2 separate regions of the Homo sapiens genome follow, and region 1 is linked to region 2. A link is an interaction called in ENCODE POLR2A ChIA-PET data of the cell type or tissue named here. Cell type or tissue: A673. All regions are shown on one strand. Links, peaks and the distances in the headings refer to the core of each region. The heading gives the core; the rest is flanking DNA.

What was found. Peaks named below come from ENCODE experiments on the same cell type or tissue, not always from the same donor. Only the 100,000 strongest peaks of a DNase experiment are listed, where the experiment ranks them.
Region 1: POLR2A ChIA-PET joins it to region 2 with 5 read pairs; 3 of 35 experiments call an interaction of 5 or more read pairs at or near these places.

What each region holds. Positions count from the first base shown.
Region 1 is chr16:69,109,818-69,114,817 of GRCh38, forward strand. It overlaps HAS3 (hyaluronan synthase 3), which reads left to right. Exons shown (of 4, transcript NM_001199280.2): 2 at 1-214; 3 at 3,624-3,725; 4 at 4,526-5,000. Among named protein-coding and RNA genes, the nearest start is that of HAS3, 6.7 kb to the left of the region's middle. RefSeq lists an enhancer at 1-515. In A673, for the core only: CTCF peaks have their summits at 3,026 (motif pointing right) and 3,246; a DNase peak (open chromatin) is centred at 3,034.
Region 2 is chr16:69,238,294-69,247,691 of GRCh38, forward strand. It overlaps SNTB2 (syntrophin beta 2), which reads left to right. Exons shown (of 7, transcript NM_006750.4): 2 at 7,309-7,522. Among named protein-coding and RNA genes, the nearest start is that of SNTB2, 56 kb to the left of the region's middle. In A673, for the core only: no CTCF peak of the experiment used is centred there; no DNase peak of the experiment used is centred there; H3K27ac peaks cover 747 bases.

The DNA of each region.
Region 1 (5,000 bases), core at 1-5,000, 130 kb before region 2:
CGGCACCGAGCAGGCCGGCTTCTTTGTGTGGCGCAGCAACTTCCATGAGGCAGGCGAGGGTGAGACGGAGGCCAGCCTGCAGGAGGGCATGGACCGTGTGCGGGATGTGGTGCGGGCCAGCACCTTCTCGTGCATCATGCAGAAGTGGGGAGGCAAGCGCGAGGTCATGTACACGGCCTTCAAGGCCCTCGGCGATTCGGTGGACTACATCCAGGTAAGGGCGCCTCCCTAGGAGCGTGTGTACATGGGGATAAGTCTGGACAGCCTGGCAAACTCTCCGCCAAGAATCTGAGGTCTGGTCTAGGTCCCTTGGGTTGTGCACACACCTGTGCACTTAAGAAGGCAACAAGGTGGCCGGGCGCGGTGGCTCACGCCTGTAATCCCAACACTTTGGGGGGCCGAGGCGGGTGGATCACAAGGTCAGGAGATCCAGACCATCCTGGCTAACACGGTGAAACCCCATCTCTACTAAAAATATAAAAAATTAGCCGGGCATGGTGGCAGGCGCCTGTAGTCCCAGCTACTCGGGAGGCTGAGGCAGGAGAATGGCTCCTGGGGAATAAGGCGTGAGCCACCACACCCGGCCTTATTATTATTATTTTTTAAAGACAAAGGGTCTCACTATGTTGCCCAGGCTGGAGTGCAACGGCTATTTAAAGGCATGATCAATACGCACTATAGCCTCAAACTCCTGGCCTTGGGCAGTCCTCCCACCTCATCCTCCCTAGTAACTGCGATTACAGGCACATACACCACCGCACCCAGCTCCATGTTAGCCCTTTTAATCCTCTTAACACTCCCAGGGAGAAGTGCTATTATCTCCACTCATAGAAGGTGAAAGCAAAGCACAGAGAAGCTAAGTAACTTGCCTAATGTCCCATTGCTAGTAGGGTGCAGAGCCAGGATTTGCGCCCAGGCCGTCTGTCTCAAGTCTTCTCTTACCTGTGATGCAGCACTGCCTCAGCAATGGCAACGTGGGGCTGAACCTCTTCATAAGAAAGCGTGGTGAAGAGCAAAAGAAACCATCCTCAAAAACACTCAAAATATTCTAGTTATGGCCAAAAAGTCCCATTCTTCCTAGTGTCAAAGTCATGTCTGGGCGGTGAGAGACACAGGTGCGAATGACTAGCTTCATTTTGTAGGAGCATCGGCAGGGGCGGGACCCTGATTAAACCCTGCCCAGCTTTGGTCAAAGCAATCACTGACATAAGCCTGGAAATTGTACTAGGTTGATATGGTTTCCATCTTCAAATAAAAAAAACTCAAGAGTTGAAAAGATTAAAGACCACATCTTTCAGTACAAAGTAGAAACCCTAGGACCCTGGATTTCTAGGCCAGGATTTTTTTTTTTTTTTTTTTTTTTTTTTTTTTTGAGACAGAGTAGCTGGGATTACAGGTGTGCACCACAACACCCAGCTACTTTTTGTAGTTTTAGTTAGGGACAGGGTTTCTCCATGTTGGTCAGGCTGGTCTTGAACTCCTGACCTCAGCTGACCCACCCACCTTGGCCTCCCAAAGTGCTAGGATTACAGGCGTGAGCCACCGCACCTGGCCTAGGCCAGGATTCTTGATGGCATCCATGCTGCCTCTCTTCCTGACTCTGTTCTCTGACCTCCACGCCTGCCAGAGCAGGGTGCTGCCCATCACTTGATCAGTGCTTGAAGGTGCAGTGGCTGTCCTGCCAGCCCACCTGTGTACCAACTCAGTCTGCTGACAGCATTTTGAGTCCCCTAATACGATTTTTCTCTGGTGTACACACCTAAAATTAGCTCACTCAGATTGCGTGTCTGGCTTTTTTGACAGTTGTCTCTGCATGAGGGTTGATATGTTTATCTTTTTCTGGCTTCCTAGGCCCAGGACCTCCTCAGTCATGGAGGGAGTTAGGAGAGCTTAGCAGGCTGTTTTGACTGCAGTTCACCTGGGGTCGTGGGACCTTGTGAAACTTTCCTGGGGACCCAAATGCTTAGGGAAAAGCCCTTGAGCCCTGGCACAGGCTCAAGCCACAGTGACTTTGTCATCTATTCCCTTCAAGCACAGGATCTCACCCCCACCCCACCCTGCCATCTCCCTTTCCTGGCCATCTGGGTTCTGGTGGATCAGCAAACAGGCTCACACACCTGAGCTGTCTCTTTACAGCCCTGGGATCACTGCATAAGGTTGCCCTGGGCCAGAGCCAGTGAGCGCTTGCTGGATCTCAGCCTGTCTTCTAACCGCCTGCTGCGGAGGTATCTCTCCCTCCTAGGCAGAACTCTGCCCGAGCCAGTGGGGAAACCCAGGCAGCACGAGAGCTCTTCTTTCCCTAACCTTGCTCAGTTAGAAAGACATCCAAGACATCCCTGGACTGAAGGAAGCAAAGCAGCATATAAAGAATGGGCTAGGGCAGGGGCAGGGAGGAGCAGTGAGACCAGCAGAACAGCAGCAGTGCTGGGAGTCTTGGCCTGTAAGTGGAGGAGGCTCTGCTAGTCTGGCCTGAGGCTTCCTGGGCCCTTCCCAGGCATGGACCAGGATGTAAGGATATGCCTGGTGGGGAGGTGGGAAGAAGCACATATGAGGGACTCAGCCTGGTGCTGATGCTGTTCTGATTCCCCCTTAGCCTTCTACTGCTTATCTGTGGCCACCCTGTCTTCCAACATAGAGAAAGCTGGGTGGGGTTGTGGTGTCAGAGGCAGCCTCCTTTCCTGCAGGAATCTTACTCAGCAACTTTAATACAAGGATCTTAGGCTTCTACAGAACAGGGTTTTGGTTTATCTGTGGATCTCTTTGTTGCTCTCCTAACAGTGACCACAGAGTAAATCAGGTCTGTAAACCAGTTCTCCTGGCCAATGCTCACTGGATTTGTGTACCACTTCACTAATTTTTTAGAAACCAGAAAAGGAGTCAGCCACTAGGGCAACTAGTGGCCTGGGTTCAACTCATAATGAGACCACCTGTTAGAATCAGGCCATAAGCCTCCCAAGAGCTGGGCAGAGTTGGCCCTGGGGTCTGCCTGGAGGCAGCTGCTGCAGCTTCCATGCCTATTCAGAGCAGCCTCCAGGGGGAGCCCTCAGCCATACCGTGCCCTGGTCCGAGAGGCTCGGCCAAGGGAGTCTGTTGAGGGCGCAGAGGCCAGCAGCCTTATTACTGGTCTCATAGAGGTGCCTGCAAGTAGGTAGTCTGGTAACCACCAGTGGGCTGCAGGTTGTCCAAGGGGTCAGAGGCTGACACGGGGACCCCTGTGGTTAATTCTGTGGGGTCACTTAAGGCCATATGCAGCCTGTTAGTCCTGGGCTACCCTACTGTGCCTGCCATCTGATTTCAGTGACGTTTCCCTTCTGCCGAAGGACCCCAGAGCAATTTTTTGCGTCCAGTGCTAAGCATGTCTCTCTCCACGCCTGGCACCTACTGTCTTCAGGGTTTCTCCCTCTCAGCCTAGTGGCTGTCAAGTCTGGTAGCTGTACACTTTTACTAGCTTTCATTTTACCTCTGGCACCTTCTGGTAGCGCAGATCTCTTAGCTAGAGGCTGGAAGTGAGTCATGTGTGAAGGGGTCATGTCTCTCAGGCAGTGAGCAGCCTGGCAGTGGGGTGGGGGACAGGGTGTGCAGGTCTGAGGTCAGAATGGGCTGACGACGCACTCCCTCTGCAGGTGTGCGACTCTGACACTGTGCTGGATCCAGCCTGCACCATCGAGATGCTTCGAGTCCTGGAGGAGGATCCCCAAGTAGGGGGAGTCGGGGGAGATGTCCAGGTAAGATGAGACCAGGGATATCTGTGGGGAGGGGTCTGGACTCTTTTTCCTAATCCAATTGGATATGCCTGGGAAATGGGTGTCTTGACTTCCTAGTATTGGGGGGAGGTTCCTCGCTGGCAGTTTTCACTGACACCAAAGAGCTCGCCCCCCTCACTGCCCAACCCCTTTCTTGCTCTTCTTCCACATGAGGGGAAGTCACTTAAACAGGTATGGAGCAGAGTCTATACTGCAGGAGGGGCACAGTATTTTGAGGCCATACATCCTAGAAGGTACTTCCTTTTTGGCCGGTGGTACAGCAAGTAGCTCCAAAGTCAGATCCTTGAGCAGCCCTTGCTCTTAGGAGATGGGCTGAAGAGCTCTGGTCAATACGGTAAGAATAAGGGCCCCAATCTGCCAGAGATACTGAAGCAGCATCCCAGGTCCCCTACAACTTTCCAACCACAGAAATCTCAGGACAGGTGGTTGTGGTGGTGTTTTGCATTCTTCCCAAGCCCCCTTCTCTGCCACCACCACAGGCTGCCTCCTGAGACCGAAGGTGGCTTTGACTGCTAGAGCCACTTAGTGGGGAAAATCTCTGCAGATAAGATGACACAGTAGGGAGGTAGAGCTGGTGCTGGGGACAGGGATTGTGTGTGGTTGGCTCCTCTGAGCCTCAGGTTTCCCAGCTCCAAAGGAACCGATGGCCAGGAATCTAAGCAGCGGGCCACAGAAGCCATGGTAAGGAGGCCTCGTGGTCTCTGATGTCTGTCCTCCGGACGTGCAACCTTAGGAGGCCCAGCATCTCTATTCCCTTGCAGATCCTCAACAAGTACGACTCATGGATTTCCTTCCTGAGCAGCGTGCGGTACTGGATGGCCTTCAACGTGGAGCGGGCCTGCCAGTCCTACTTTGGCTGTGTGCAGTGTATTAGTGGGCCCTTGGGCATGTACCGCAACAGCCTCCTCCAGCAGTTCCTGGAGGACTGGTACCATCAGAAGTTCCTAGGCAGCAAGTGCAGCTTCGGGGATGACCGGCACCTCACCAACCGAGTCCTGAGCCTTGGCTACCGAACTAAGTATACCGCGCGCTCCAAGTGCCTCACAGAGACCCCCACTAAGTACCTCCGGTGGCTCAACCAGCAAACCCGCTGGAGCAAGTCTTACTTCCGGGAGTGGCTCTACAACTCTCTGTGGTTCCATAAGCACCACCTCTGGATGACCTACGAGTCAGTGGTCACGGGTTTCTTCCCCTTCTTCCTCATTGCCACGGTTATACAGCTTTTCTACCGGGGCC
Region 2 (9,398 bases), core at 1,688-6,687:
GGCTCTTTTCTTCTGGGTTTGGTACCCACTCTCTTTCCTATTTCCTTCAGGCCTACATGTGGAAACAGCTAATAGCCATGGGATACTACACTCTATTTTTCCATGTGGTTTCCCTGCACTCTGCCCACATCTTCATAAGTTGTCCCTTTATTAAATCCCTTACTATCGTTTCCTGCTGGGATCCTGACTGATACAGTGATCTTATCCAGTTTCATGGCATTAAATAGCAACTATATGCTAATAGCTCCCAAATTTATGTTTTTAGCCTACACCCATTTCCTGAACTGCAGACTTATATATCTAGCTGCCTGTTAGACTTGATTGTCTAATGTATGTCTCAAGTTCCTGATCTTTCTTCTAAAGCTGTCAAGGGGAACGCTATCCTTCTAGCCTTGTTCGGGACAAAAATCTTGACATTATCCTTGACTCTTCTTTTTGCCACCCCCTTATGTAATCTGATGTAGAATCTGACCACTTCTCACCACCTCCACTACTATTCCCCTGGTCCAACTCCTATCATCTCTCATCCCTGTTAACCTGCCAGCTGGTCTTCCTGCTTTTGCCTTGGCCTTCTTTTATTCTATTTTCAACATAGTGGTCACTTGCTCCTGAAAATCTCCCAATAGCTTCCTGTTTCAGAATAAAAGCCAAAGTCCTTGCCATGACCTAAAAGGCCGTACATGGTCTGCCTCCCAGCCCCGTTACCTTTGTGACCCCATTTACTACTCTGTCCCCCTCACTTACCCAGCTCCAGTTACTCTGGGTCTCCTTACTGTCTAACACTCCTGTTAGTAACTCCTGTTACTGTCCTAACACTGTCTCCCTGGCTGGAATGTTTCTCCCAGATATTTGCATGGCCAACTCCCCCATCTCCTAAAGTCTTTGTTCAAACATCTTATTAATGGCTTACCCTAACTACCATATTTAAAATTTACAAACTGACACCCTGGGCAGCATTTCTGACCCCTTCCCTTGCTGTGTTTCATTTTCCCATTACACTTAACATCTTCCAATATACTGTATAATTTACTTATTTTATTTTGTAATTATCATACTGTACAATTGAATTTTTTCCCCTTAAGGTATACAGTTCTATGAATCTGGACACATACATAAATTCTTGTAACTGTCACCACAATCAGGATACAGGACCATTCCATGGTTTCAGAAAACTCTGTTGTGCTATCCCTTTATAATCATATCCCTTCTCACCCCTAACCCTTAGAAACCACTGAATTTATTTTTATTTATTTATTTATTTATTTATTTAGTCAAGGCAGGGTCTCGCTCTGTTGCCCAGGCTGGAGTGCAGTGGCGCAATCTCAGCTCACTGCAACCTCTGCCTCCTGGGTTCAAGCCTCCTGCCTCAGCCTCCTGAGTAGCTGGGCTTACAGGCGTGCACCACTATGCCTGGCTAATTTTTGTTTTTTTAGCAGAGGTGGGGTTTCACCATGTTGGCCAGGCTGGTCTTGAACTCCTAACCTCAAGTGATCTGCTCACTTTAGCCTCTCAAAGTGCTGGGATTACAGGCATGAGCCACGACGCCTGGCTAGAAACCACTGAATTTTTCATCATATATTTTTTTCTTTTCAATAATGGGGTCATACAACTTTTGAGACTGGTATAATGCCTTTCAGATTCATCCAAGTTACTGAGTTATAAATAGTTTGTTCCTTTTTATTTCTGAATAGTGTTCTATTCTATAGCTGTATCACAGTTTATCCATTCACTTCCATTGAAGGAAATTTGGGTTGTTTCCAGCTGTGGTACTTACGAATAGAGCTGCTAAGAACATTAGTGTACAGGCTTTTGTGTGAATGTAAGTTTTCATTTCTCTAGAATTTCATTAAATTATTAATTACATTATTATTTTTTGCATATTTTATTCACTGGCTAATAATTCTACATGCCTAAAACAGTTCCTGGTATATAGTAGGAGCTCAATAAATTAGTGAATTTGCTATGTTATTTTAGAATGAAGAGGAAGAGTGAAAGAGTCACTCTGAACTCATTCAAGGTTCATGTCACCAGACTCTAGACTGCAGTCTACTCAAACCCCAAATGGCCAGGAGACTTGAGCTGAAAGACACCTGCAAGTTGAGAATGTAAAAGGCTTTTTACTCAAAGCAAAGCAATTCCTTCCTCGTGTTTTTGGTGGTCATTTATCAGCCTCCTGACTTGAGAGAAGAGCTTGGGATGAGGTTGGAGAGAATCCTCCTGAGAGAATACTTTAACAGTGACTGTCAACATAACTCATTCCTGTGCAAAATGCACAGCCAGATATTCCACTCTGAGAATAATCCAGGAACAAACTTGCTTGCAAAAGCAGGGGAAATAATGTTGTGTGACTAACTTAGTTTCACTTAAACTCATAGTAAAGATCACCAGTTGGGGCATGGAAAAGGTAAGAGTTAGAGATAAAAAGGAACATAACGATTATATGAGAAGTTGATGTTTATAAAAGAGGTTGATCCATTTATCCAAATATGTGTGTTTGCAGCCGTAGGCTGTGTCTGCCCTATTATGTATCCTTTTTGGATAAGGTTTTTGTTTCGTTTCGTTTTGTTTATTTGTTTGTTTGTTTGAGATGGAGTTTTGCTCTTGTTGTCCAGGCTGGAGTGCAATAGCATGACCTTGGCTCACTGTAACCTCTGCCTCCCGGGTTCAAGCAGTTCTCCTGCCTCAGCCTCCTAAGTAGCTGGGATTACAGGTGCCCGCCACCACACCTGGCTAATTTTGTATTTTTAGTAGAGATGGACTTTCGCCATGTTGGCCAGGCTGGTCTTGAACTCCTGACCTCAAGTGATCCACTCGCCTTGGCCTCCCAAAGTGCTGGGATTACAGGTATGAGCCACCGTGCCCGGCCTGGATAAGCTTTTTTTTTTTTTTTTTTTTTTTTTTGTGATGGAGCCTCACTTTCTAGCCCAGGCTGGAGTGCAGTGGCACAATCTCAGCTCACTGCAACCTCTGCCACCTGGGTTCAAGCAATTCTCCTGCCTCAGCCTCCCCAGTAGCTGGGATTACAGGTGCCTGCCACCGCACCCGGCAAATTTTTATATTTTTTAGTAGAGATGGGGTTTCACCATCTTGGCCAGACTGGTCTTGAACTCCTGACCTCGTGATCCACCCACCTCGGCCTCCCAAAGTGCTGGGATTACAGGTGTGAGCCACCATGCTCAGCACCAGCCTAGATAAGCTTTAAAAAGCCAGGGTGGGCGTGGTGGCTCAAGCCTGTAATCCCAGCACTTTGGGAGACTCCGAGGTGGGCAGATCACTTGAGGTCAGGAGTTGGCAAGCAGTCTGGCCAACATGGTGAAACCCCGTCTCTACTAAAAAAAAAAAAGCCACTTAACAGGTGGGGTGCAGTGGCTCATACCTATAATCCCAGCCCTTTGGGAGGCCAAGGCGGGTGGATTGTTTGAGCTCACCAATTAGAGACCAGCCTGGGCAAATGGCAAAACCCTGTCTCTACTAAAAGTACAAAAATTAGGTGGGTATGGTGGTGTGCACCTGTAGTCTCAGCCACTCAGGAGGCTAAGATGGGAGGATGGTTTGAGCCCAGGAGGCGGAGGTTGCAGTGAGCTGAGATCATGCCACTGCACTTCAACCTGGGTGATAGAGCCAGACCTTGTCTCAAAAAAAAAAAAAAAAAAAAAAAAGAAGCCACTTGCATTCAGTTTAAAATCAGATGCTGCCTCATGCCCCAAACATGGAACTCTTCATAACCTTATTCATTAGAGCTTAGAATTCAGTAAGAATCAGTTGGATTTTGGATCCTATCCAGTGCATTATAGTTTTTGAAGCCTCAAGATTTCCGTTTACATGTCTTTCATGTTTAAAGTTTGAGCAACAGGCTGGGTGGTGGCTCATGCTTGTAATCCCAACGCTTTGAGAGGCTAAGGCGGGAGGGTTGCTTGAAGCCAGGAGTTTGAGATCAGCCTGGGCAAAATAGCAAGACCTTGTCTCTACAAAAAATTAAAAAGTTAGCCAGATGTGTCGGTGTGTGCCTATAGTTGCAGCTACTCAGGAGGCTGAGGCAGGATCACTTGAACCCAAGAATTTGAGGTTACAGTGAGCTATGATTGTGCCACTGCCCTGCAACCTGAGGGACAGAGTGAGACCCTGTCTCAAAAATAAAATTAAGATAGAGTTTGAACAAGGTCTCAGAATAAGTTTTCTTCATTTCTTAAATACGTTTTTAAAATAAATACTATGGACTTAACAAAAATTTTAAATATACAGAACAACATAAAGAAAAAAATGCAATCCTACACCTGTATATAAGCACTATTGATATTTTGATTAAGTTCCTTCCAGACATCTTTACAGGTACATGTGTGCAGTACATGTATGTGTTTTTGTCACTCTAAAGAAGAGAAGGGATCACAGTAATGCTTTTGGGGTGGGAGGAAGCCCACCTTCACGTTCAGTAAAAGGGATACGTGAGGCCGGGCATAGTGGCTCAAGCCTGTTATCCCAGCACTTTGGGAGGCCAAGGCGGGTGGATCACGAGGTCTGGAGATCGAGACCATCCTGGCTAGCACGGTGAAACCCCGTCTCTACTAAAAATACAAAAAATTAGCCGGGCGTGGTGGCGGGCGCCTGTAGTCCCAGTTACTGGGGAGGCTAAGGCAGGAGAATGGCGTGAACCCAGGAGGCAGAGTTTGCAGTGAGCTGAGATTGTGCCACTGCACTCCAGCCTGGGCGACAGAGTGAGACTGCATCTTAAAAAAAAAAAAAAAAAAAAAGGGATACATGAATGGAAGAAAGAAAATTAGCTTCAGCATCTGAACACTCAAAACAGTTTGTAAACATCAGTGTTTAATTAAATTATTTTGAGGATTATCTTCAACTATCAGGAAAAATGAAATGATTCTGAAATATGTTGTGGATTCTGAGTTGAACTGAAAGCTCCATGTGGGGGTGTAAAGGCTCTGCTTATCCAGCCACGTGTCCAGGTTAAGGCCTTAACATAGGACTGAAACAGAAGACTGTTAACTTTTTGCCATTCCCAAACATAGAAACAGATGTCCATCCACAGCTCTTCAGCCATTCTGGATGGCTAATTAGATGGGGGTATGGACTGCATTGCCATCAACTCAGATAAAATTCATTGCTCTTTTAATAAGGCAATACATAAATTGTATGTGTATGTCTGTTTTTGTTTTAGGATGTGTGTAGTAATCAGTTCAGTGATGCTACTGTGTGATTGAATGAACTGAGTAGATCGTTAAGGGTTCTTTTCTAACCACTATATTATTCAAGAATTCATTTAGAATGTCTTTAATTTCCTCCAGTTGGTAGCCCAATAGTGTACTGCCTTAAATGTTCAAAAAGCATGCCTCTGCCATTTGCAGTAACTGGAAACCTTAGGAATTTCTGCCAAAGTCCTTCAAAGCATAAAGCTGAAGTATGTATTGAAATGCTTGAGTCAGCTGCTCAAGGGTTATACTGACTGCACTCCTGCTGATTTTTCTAGGGTAAAAAAATCTCCTTGGTGACCTGAGGCAGCTACCCAGAAGCACGTGTATTATAACTATGCACAAAAAGCACAGAGATATACTACATCTAAATTCTAGCATTGGAATTGTTATATTTTTTATTATTATACTTAATTTCAGTAAATCTTTTTTAATAACGTATAAGAAAATAACTTTAACTCTTCTACTGATTACCATTAAAATTTTTTAACTCTTCTCTAACTTTCTAATTTAGGGAAGGAAAAAGAAAGGTACCTACTGTATTTATTGAATGTTTAGTATGTGCCTGAAATTTTTATTTGCTTAGTGTTACTCCCATTTTGTAGATGAGGACCTCAGAACAGTTAAGTGCGGTCACATAGCTTTGAATAGCAAGCACAGTTAGGATTTGAACAAGGTCTTCTTGATTCCAAAGGCATCTCTATGACCACATCATGCTGTAGAATGAGCTATCAACTATTAGGCCTATAAAAGACTATCAACCTTATTAAATAAAAAAACTAAGGTGCAGCACGGTAAGCATAATGTACCACCATATGTATGATCAGATATACACGCATGTGTATGTGTTTATTTTCATACATGCTTAGCATACCAGGCATCTCTTTGAATGGTTGCCTCTAGGAATGGAGACAGGGTAGCTAGAAATCTGGACTTTTATTATAAAACCTTTTATACCTCTTGAGTTTTGTTTTATGTGCATGTATTACCTATTCACAGGAGAAACTGTGTGTACCACTGTGCCCAGCCAGTTTGTCTAGTTTTTGAAACAAGAACACCATGCCTCGAGTGACAGTAATTGTAGTCATGACTGAAGTAAAACAAGTATTTTATGAGTTTTAAATTTGAACTTAAAAAAGCTTCCTATCTACTAAAAGCTTGATTTTCATTTGGGGCCACATTAATGGAAATAGAGTATTTTGAACAAGCAAGGGGGATCAGTTGAGTTGGCTTTGTGCTTATTAGATCATACCTTATCTTGAATATACTTTATTTTTGCACTTGATTTTAAGAACTGTAATGGCCTGTTTACATAGCTGTCTCCCCTGCAAGGCTGGGCATTCCTTGAGGGATAGAATCCATGGCTCATTTGCCCTTGTGTCTTTACTGGCTAGCCTAATTCCCAACACTTGGTAGGTAGCTAATAAAAGTTGATTGAGTTGAATGGAAATAGAAATACTTAGCTTAGTATGGGGAGGAGAGAGAAGAGAAAAATCTGTCTTCAGATAATTACAGAGTTCTCATGTAGAAGAGAGATTAAGTTTGTTCTATATGGCTTGAGAAGACAGGGAACCAGTGGGTAGAAGTATGGAGAAGTTTCTAAAGGTTGAATCATCTAAAGCCTAGATGGGTCTGTCTTAGAATCTATCTCCAGGGGATTCATGGCTCTTTAACTTACTTTTTTCCCCCATTTTTTGTTTGTTTGTTTGTTTGTTTGTTTTTGAGGCAGAGTCTTGCTCTGTCGCCCAGGCTGGAGTGCAGTGGCACAATCTCACTGCAGCCACCGCCTCCCGGGTTCAAGCAATTCTCCTGCCTCAGCTTCCTGAGTAGTTGGGACTACAGGCGCATGCCACCACGCTCACCTAATTTTTTGTATTTTTGGTAGAGATGGGGTTTCACTACGTTGACCAGGCTGGCCTTGAACTCCTGACCTCAAGTGATCCACCCGCCTCGGCCTCCCAAAGTGCTGGGATTACAGGAGTGAGCCACCGCGCCCAGCTCTTTCCTCCACTTTGTTATAGATATAGCATGTATGTGAATACTTTAGTTATCATTTATTATAGGAAGCAAAATTACTAACCTTCTTCTTTGATTTTTTTGTTCATAGTCAAGTTCATCCGAGAAGTAACACCATATATCAAGAAGCCATCATTAGTATCAGATCTGCCGTGGGAAGGTGCAGCCCCCCAGTCACCAAGCTTTAGTGGCAGTGAGGACTCTGGTTCGCCAAAACACCAGAACAGCACCAAGGACAGGAAGATCATCCCTCTCAAAATGTGCTTTGCTGCTAGAAACCTAAGCATGCCGGATCTGGAAAACAGGTGAGGTGTACCTAACAAGAACATCATACCTACAGCTTTACAAACTTAAGGACATGTTGCAGTATTATATGACTCTGTTAACTCAGTTATACAGAGGAAAACATCTGTCTGAGGTGAGAGATGCATTTTTGGGGTTCCACATTTTAAGTTATTCTACATATATACATGTATATGTGTAGAAAAAATTTTGAACAGACACACAAGAAACTGTTAATGGCTTTACCTCTAGGGTGTCAAATAAGACTAAAGGGGTGAAAGAAAGAGGGGGCATCTTTTCTTCCTTTTATGTCTTTCTGTAATGTTGTTATTACTTTTTTCACTATGAATATGTATTACTTTATAATTGAAAGAAGTCCATTCAGTATGATATTGGCTGTGGGTTTGTCATAGATAGCTCTTATTATTTTGAAATACATCCCATCAATACCTAATTTATTGAGAGTTTTTAGCATGAAGGGTTGTTGAATTTTGTTGAAGGCTTTTTCTGCATCTATTGAGATAATCATGTGGTTTTTGTCTTTGGCTCTGTTTATATGCTGGATTACATGTATTGATTTGCGTATATTGAACCAGCCTTGCATCCCAGGGATGAAGCCCACTTGATTATGGTGGATAAGCTTTTTGATGTGCTGCTGGATTCGTTTTGCCAGTATTTTATTGAGGATTTTTGCATCAATGTTCATCAAGGATATTGGTCTAAAATTCTCTTTTTTGGTTGTGTCTCTGCCCGGCTTTGGTATCAGAATGATGCTGGCCTCATAAAATGAGTTAGGGAGGATTCCCTCTTTTTCTGTTGATTGGAATAGTTTCAGAAGGAATGGTACCAGTTCCTCCTTGTACCTCTGGTAGAATTCGGCTGTGAATCCATCTGGTCCTGGACTCTTTTTGGTTGGTAAACTATTGATTATTGCCACAATTTCAGCTCCTGTTATTGGTCTATTCAGAGATTCAACTTCTTCCTGGTTTAGTCTTGGGAGAGTGTATGTGTCGAGGAATTTATCCATTTCTCACTCATAGGTGGGAATTGAACAATGAGATCACATGGACACAGGAAGGGGAATATCACACTCTGGGGACTGTGGTGGGGTGGGGGGAGGGGGGAGGGATAGCATTGGGAGATATACCTAATGCTAGATGACGAGTTAGTGGGTGCAGCGCACCAGCATGGCACATGTATATATATGTAACTAACCTGCACAATGTGCACATGTACCCTAAAACTTAAAGTATAATAAAAAAAATATATATATATATTAAAAAAAAAAAAGAAGTCTTGTTAAAGATAAATTTTTAAATATCTCCTTAGATGGAAATTCCTTATACTGTAGGTAGTATAGAGTTAGAGGTCTGCATTATGGTTCTGGCTGAATCAACCAGCAGTGTGACTCTGGCAAGTTAGCTTCCCTTGACCTCAGTTTCCTCATTTGCAAAATGAGAAAATTAGATTGGATAATTTCTGATGTCCCTCCTAGTTCTATAATCATATGTGTTCTATAACTTTGTCTTCATTAACTCAATGAAGTGGCACTGGTAGACCGAATGTTAGGTTAGAGATTAGTGGAAAAAATAAGATGAAAATAACTTGCCCAAAGACATAGTTAAGGACAGACTTTTTATAATGTGTTTTCACTATTATGGTCTCCTCTGATCTTAATGCACAGCCAGGTCCCTGATCAGGATGGAATGGAGCACAGAAGACACCAAGAAACTGAATGGCCTCCTTGGGTGTTTAAGGCTTTAAAGCTTCTGCTCTGTAGTATATTATGTGGTTTGCTGGAATGAACTGAGCTCTGCAGTCAGACAGACCTTGGTTTGAATCCCAACTAGGTCACCTGCTCAAAGTAGGGTTCTGAGCAAGTCCCTTCACTTCCATACA